2 separate regions of the Homo sapiens genome follow, and region 2 is linked to region 1. A link is a contact called in ENCODE Hi-C data. All regions are on one chromosome and are shown on one strand. The core of a region is the stretch at or near the end of the contact, and the rest is flanking DNA. Distances in the headings are between cores, read along the strand shown. Region 1 holds the start of DORIP1 (dopamine receptor interacting protein 1). Region 2 holds the start of TXNDC16 (thioredoxin domain containing 16).

Region 1 (3,052 bases), core at 535-3,034:
TATTGTTATGAAAAAAGGGAGGCATCTGAGGAGTGGAAACAGAGAAATGAGTGACTGAGATCAGTGTCTTATTTTGACCATCTTTTCCAAGTGCTGCATCCTCCCAAACACAACATGAACTCAACACTTAATAAAGCTGCAGTCCTACGTGTTTTATTTGTGTAAGAAACTAAGTCCAAAACATTCTGCAACGCGAGTAAAAATTCACTTCTGCAATATATTAAACACACATGAACACAGTGTTTTCAGTTTGAAGCAAGATACTGTGGACTCTAAAATATCCAGTAACTATATTTAGTATGAAGAGTGGATGTTTATATCTAGTTGGCCAACACATTGATTCTAGTCATCCACTTAGGAAGAAGAGGGTGTGGCAAATCTGCAGCCTAGGAAAACACAAACTCAGTTTCTTCGTAATAGATACTGATTCGTTTTGTTTACAAAGATTTTAAAAAACAGTTATGCATTCAAATACTTTAAAAACGAAAATAACTTTATGGTTTGATTTATTTCCGTTGAATTTTAAAGAACTTTGTAGCAAGGTTTAAGATTGCTTAAAGAGCCTGAGTTCGGATTCCTAAAATAGTGCATTGGGAAGGAAGCATAAATCTCTAGGATATTTTCTTCACATTATCTTCAGACATGACCAAATGAAGTGTAACTACCCTTACACTCTAAGAGAATTAAACTATAATGACATATGTGGCATGAAACTTTAGTCTTTCTCTGGAAAAAACGGGAGGAGGGAAGGTTTGGAAGAACTAGAGGATACTAGTTTCATCATGAATTTGGTGATTTGTTCCAAAGTAAATTGCAATAAAAATGAGGGGTGGGGAAAAATGATGGAAAGATAGCTGTGAAGAGCTTTACTTAAAATTGTCTTAGCTGTTTAGCTAGGAACTGTAATTAGAAGGACTGGAGGATGTATTCCGCTGGCTTTATTCTCCAGGCTCTACGGGCCCTCCAATTTGAATAAACCTGGAAAACTCTCCTGACCTCTATTTCTTTGACAAAACATCTTTCTTTCGTGGTGACTTCCAAGGGAGGAAATTGGTACCCCAAGCTAGCCGTGAGGACCCCACCACATGCCCAAGGCATTGAACGCCAGACTCCCTAAGGACTCAGGGATTCTAAAAGTCCCCTCTCAAATCAGCGCCTAAAATACGCCTGTACAGCCACGCGCTACCGCTCCCAGCAGCGCGGGACTTCGGGACAGGGACAAGGCGGACGCTAGGCGTGCGCCCCCGGGGAGCCCCCACGTTCCGGCCACGCCCACCCTGGCCCTGGGCAGCCGCGCCCGGGAGGCCTGGCACCGAGGCGGGCGGGTCCCCGAGTTAGGGGCCCGCGAGTCGGCTGGGCGCCCCCGCCTCTGCCCGGGCAGTGCCCCGCCGAGTGCTCAGAACTGCGGACAAATAGGCTGGAGGGCCGGGCCGCGGAAGGCGTTCCCACACCGGCCAGTCTCCGTCCACCAGGAAGCAAACTCCTCGTACCTCCCTGGGGACCGAAAACTGCCGGTGCCGCCGCACCCGTCGCCGCCGCCGCCTGCTCATGGAGAGCCCGGGCTGCCGCCGCCGCCGCCGCCGCCGCTGCCTCATCTATGAGTACCGCCGGCTGTCTCGGCCTCCCCCGGCGTGAGTTCTGGGCTCTGGCATGGCCTCCATGGCAGCCGCCGCGGCGGGAGCCACAGCAGCTCCAGCGCCCAGGCCCAATCTCACTGGACCCACGGAGCCAGGACAGTGGGACACGTCGCTTCTTATTACGGAGGAAGATTCGGCACGACCTCCGCCCCCCTCCCCCCAACCCCCCCGTTTTCAGCCGCCTGACAGCGCAGCTGCGCAGGCGCGAAGACGCCCCAGCCTAATGTGCGTGTGTCGGCTGTGTATACAGCATCCAGATTCGCCCAATGGGAACCAGGATCAGGTGTGGGGGGCGGGACCTCGCAGAGAGGGGCGGGGTTCCACTGGTAGAAGGTGGGTGGGGAAGCCGGAAGTGGGCAGAGTTTGCACGGAGGCGGAGCTTTATTGGCAAACCTGATTGGCTTTTTGAGGTTTGTACCATTTTAGGACTTGATTTTAGTTTGCTTCTGGGTCTTGTTTTCTCAAATTCTTAACCTAGAAAGAAAGCTTTGTTTTCTCAGTAAATTACGGTTTTTTAAGCGTTTAAGTATTTACTTAGAAAACAGTTGAATTGATCTGTTAAATGCCAGCTTTAGTGTTCAAGTTAATTATTGGCCAATATACTGTAACTTACAGTGGAAGTTAACCCCATTTTGAAAAATTAGATTGTTTTAATTCCATTGTGAAGTTGAAAAAATTGGGTTTTGGAGATAATAAGGTCCCACACAGCAAGTGACGGAGCTGGAAATTACAGTTAGGACAACTTAATGCTAGTTTGTGGGCTCAACCACTATTTCTGTTTATTAGGGCCGAGTTTTTGTATCTCCCGTAAAGAAGCAAGGCCCTGTATGGCTCTGCATCTGGAGAACACAGGCCACCCTGCAAAAACTACCTCTCCTTGCAAGTAGGCATGGAGATCTGGTTGAGATTTTCCCCATCCAGCCTTTCAACAAATAATGAGGGTCTGGAAAGTTAGCTCTAACGTTCAGAACACGTGAGGGCTAATGAGAGAGCTCAAGGCTATCCTAGTAAATCAGTGTGGTTTTCCGTCACAGGCTGAGCCTGGGAGAGGCTGGATGCCTTCTTGACCGGTGTGATGGTCGGCCAAAGCTATGGAGGGGAACTTCCTCATGGATCTCTCTAAAAAAGTCTAGAAATGGAAGAGAGACTTCCATTTCTTGAGTTTTGGCTCTGCCCAAAAAAGAATAATTAATAGCTCTGGCAAAGCCTGCTCTTTTTAGTTTCCTGTTTTTTCTTATTTCTTATGGTATTTTATAGATGAGGAAACTGAGGCTCTTAGAGATAAACTAGTGTGTTGGAAAACTTGCAAAAAGTTCACTCTCAATATTAATCCTCTCCTACAGGTAGAAAAGCCCTTTAAAAATGTTTGTAAATGTGGATTATGTGTTTAATTATAAATCTCTCACAAGACATGG
Region 2 (2,901 bases), core at 402-2,901, 7.7 Mb before region 1:
GGGAACTATCGAACGAAATTTATGTGAGGCTTATCGAGCCACAGGAAAGGAGATGCAGGAGGGAATATAAGCTTCTAATAAAAGAAACGCAGCAACAATAGCAGAGGAACAGCTCTGCCTGGTGACGTAATGGCTGGCAGCAGTCCAGCTTCAGCAGAGCTGCTGCTACCTCAGCATCCAACCTCCCTCAACACAGTCCGGCTTCGGCAGAGCCACCGGGGCTGCTACTTCTTGCGATGCCACTTTGTTGGTGCCACCAACGCCTTACCTCGGAGGGCCAGAACACCGAACAAAGGGTTCGTTCCGTTGCTGTTTTAAGTTGTCAGACACACACACTCACTCACTCACCCCCTAGCCCGAACCCCTCAGTAATCAAGCCAATCAGCCACTTAAGTTTAAGGCGAAAACACTGGCTCACACTCCAGGTGTGCCTCAGTTTCCCCAGGCTGGTTTCCAGTCCGCCTCTCGCTGCCCACCCCCCGCCCCCGCTGGTCCTCAGCGGGAGTTGATCCCGGCGGCCCCGCGCACCCGCCCGGGCCCCGCATGCCGGCCCTCCCGCCTTACCTCCGCCAGGTAGAGGTTGAGGAGACAGAGCGTGGAGAACTGGAGACAGGAGGGGAAGCAGTAGAGCAGCCAGTGGGGGAAGAAGTGCAGGTGAGCGGGCGGCCGGAGCAAGGGCAGGGAGCCGCTGAGCGAGAAGGCGGCGGAGAAGAGGGTGGTCCTGAGCGCTGCCCACAGGAGACAGAGGAAGAGGCAGAGGCTCTGGTAACTCAGCCGCCGCTCGCGGTACAGGAGCAGCCGCCACAGCTGCAGGTAGGCAAAGGCGAACAGCGCGGCGTAGAGCAGGGCGTGCAGGACGCTCAGCGCCAACTGCACGGAGCCCGGCACCGCGGCGCCTGAGGCTGCAGCGACGGCGCCTCCGCCTCCGCTGCCCCCGCCGGGCGTGGAGGGCTCGCGGCCGGCTGCGGGGGCGGCAGCGGCCGCCGGACCCGGCACGGACACCCTCATGAGGGGGCTGGGGGCCGGGCGAGCGAGCGCGGGAAGGAAGGGGCTGGACTCGGAGCCGCCGTCGAAGGGGAGAAGGACTGCCCCCTTACCCCCCACCCACCCCAGCCTCTAACCCCAGGAAGCGCCGTGACGGGACCCGGAGTCCAGCGCAAAGCAGCCGCGGCTCCCCCGGACCCCGCCTCCTCTTTCCCCCCACCCCCCGGGGGTCTCGGCTCCTCCTGCTGCGGCTCGGCTCCGTAGCTGCAAAAAACAACTCTCGGCTGGAGACAATCAGCTGAGAAACCCGAGCATTTGAGGCGCTCGCTCCGCACTGTGGGCTCGCGCCGATTGGCCCAGGCAGGCACGCCCCCTGAGCGCCGCGCTCGGAAGGCCACGGGCCGCAGGACCCGTCGCTCGAGGGCCCCGAGATCTGATTGGGCGCGTAATTTCCCTACTTTCTCCCGCCCCTGTACTTCCCACCCACGCTGCTGATTGGCCCTGCTACTGCACCGCCCGTTCGCGCCGGCGGGAGGACTCTGTAATCGTCTGTCACTCTCGCTCCGCCCACCACGTTTCCCATTGGTTAGAGAGTGCCTCGCGTAGGGAGCACGAGGAGAAGGAGGAGCTTCGCAGGTTGTTTTTTCCCAGGAGGCCGACTCCGCCGAGTCGGTGGCGGCTGCAGGCTGGGAGGGAGAAGTGCTACGCCTTTGCAGGTTGGCGAAGTGGTTCCAGGCTACCCGGCTAGTCTGGCACGGCCCCGTCTTCTGCCTCCTCCTCCGTCGCGTGGCGGCGGGAACTGTTGGCCGCGCGGCCTCGGGAACGGCCCAGGTCCCCGCCCGCAGGTCCCGGGCAGGTAGGTGACAGCGCTGGCCCTTCAGGCTGTGGGCTCTGCCTGCAGACCCGGGGATTCAGACGAAGCAGCTTTCTGTAGCCAGGGCTGCACTGCACAGCTCCGGAGTCTGACTTAAGACACCCGTCTCTGGGGCACCGAAGGGCCTCACCTGGAGCCTCCTGAGGGCATTTTGCTTTCTCTTTTCGCTGCATGAACGGCGGGAAACACCGGAGCCCTTTGTGGGTCGAGGGGATGGAAAGGGGCGACGGGGAGAATCGGAGCTCTTAAGTGAAAGACCCTTTCCTCCCAAGGCCAAGGGAAATGTCTCTTAAGGAAGAGTAGTAGTAGTATCAGATGGATGTTGAAGCGATCTGTGAGCAGGGGGAAGCTGGTTCTTTCAAACGTAGAATTTGGGAAGATGCTCTGGGCTTAAGTTTTGGGAAAAAGGCAGAAACAGACTTGTAAGTATGATGATTGCCTGGAGAGGAAGTAGAATATTCTGTACTGTTTAAATTCCACATGTATCGAAGCCTTGGACCTGTGTATGGTAGATGGTGGCGCTATTCCTGGGCCTGAGAGAGAAAATACATGCTGTGTTACTGCTGTGAAGAACCGAGGAATAATCAGATCGACTAACGTATATTGGGCCGGCACATAGTTGTTGACTTTTTTTTTTCCTATTTGGAAATAAGATTAGCAAGTAGTGCAAAATTAAAAGGAAATAATTTGTTTTCTTTAGAATACACAGCACATTACGAATTCAGTATCCTTGTGAAAGACATTGCTACGTTTATTGGAGCAACAAAGACCCAGCTTTTCTTACCTCACCATCCTTTGTCCTATGCTTTTTTTTTTTTTTTTCCTTTTTTTCATGCAGGGTCTCGCTCTGTCGCCCAGGCTGTAGTGACAGTTCACTACAAACCTCCACCTCCTGGGCACAAGCAGTCCTCCCACCTCAGCCTCCCAAGTAGCTGGGACTACAGGCACTGGAGCCACCATGCCCGGCTGATTTTTTTTTTTTTTTTGGTAGAGACGAGGTTTCACTATATTGTCCAGGCTGGCCTTTGTCATATGCTTTGCCC

The links. Hi-C counts contacts between places; a loop is a spot of excess contacts on that map. Pooled maps may share reads with other maps.
Region 2: a pooled map shows a loop between it and region 1 (13-fold over the local background). The contact joins the promoter of TXNDC16 here to the promoter of DORIP1 in region 1. A Hi-C loop is called at or near these places in 7 of 50 pooled maps.

What each region holds. Positions count from the first base shown.
Region 1 is chr14:44,896,007-44,899,058 of GRCh38, reverse strand. It overlaps DORIP1 (dopamine receptor interacting protein 1), which reads right to left and starts at 1,784. Exons shown (of 5, transcript NM_001017923.2): 1 at 1,491-1,784. LOC101927418 (a long non-coding RNA gene) reads left to right here. Exons shown (of 3, transcript NR_110050.1): 3 at 1-151. RefSeq lists silencers at 1,130-1,449, 1,470-1,599 and enhancers at 966-1,465, 2,090-2,139.
Region 2 is chr14:52,551,255-52,554,155 of GRCh38, reverse strand. It overlaps TXNDC16 (thioredoxin domain containing 16), which reads left to right and starts at 1,651. Exons shown (of 21, transcript NM_020784.3): 1 at 1,651-1,840. It overlaps GPR137C (G protein-coupled receptor 137C), which reads right to left and starts at 1,320. Exons shown (of 7, transcript NM_001099652.2): 1 at 565-1,320. The coding sequence starts at 1,008. RefSeq lists silencers at 851-1,050, 1,061-1,130.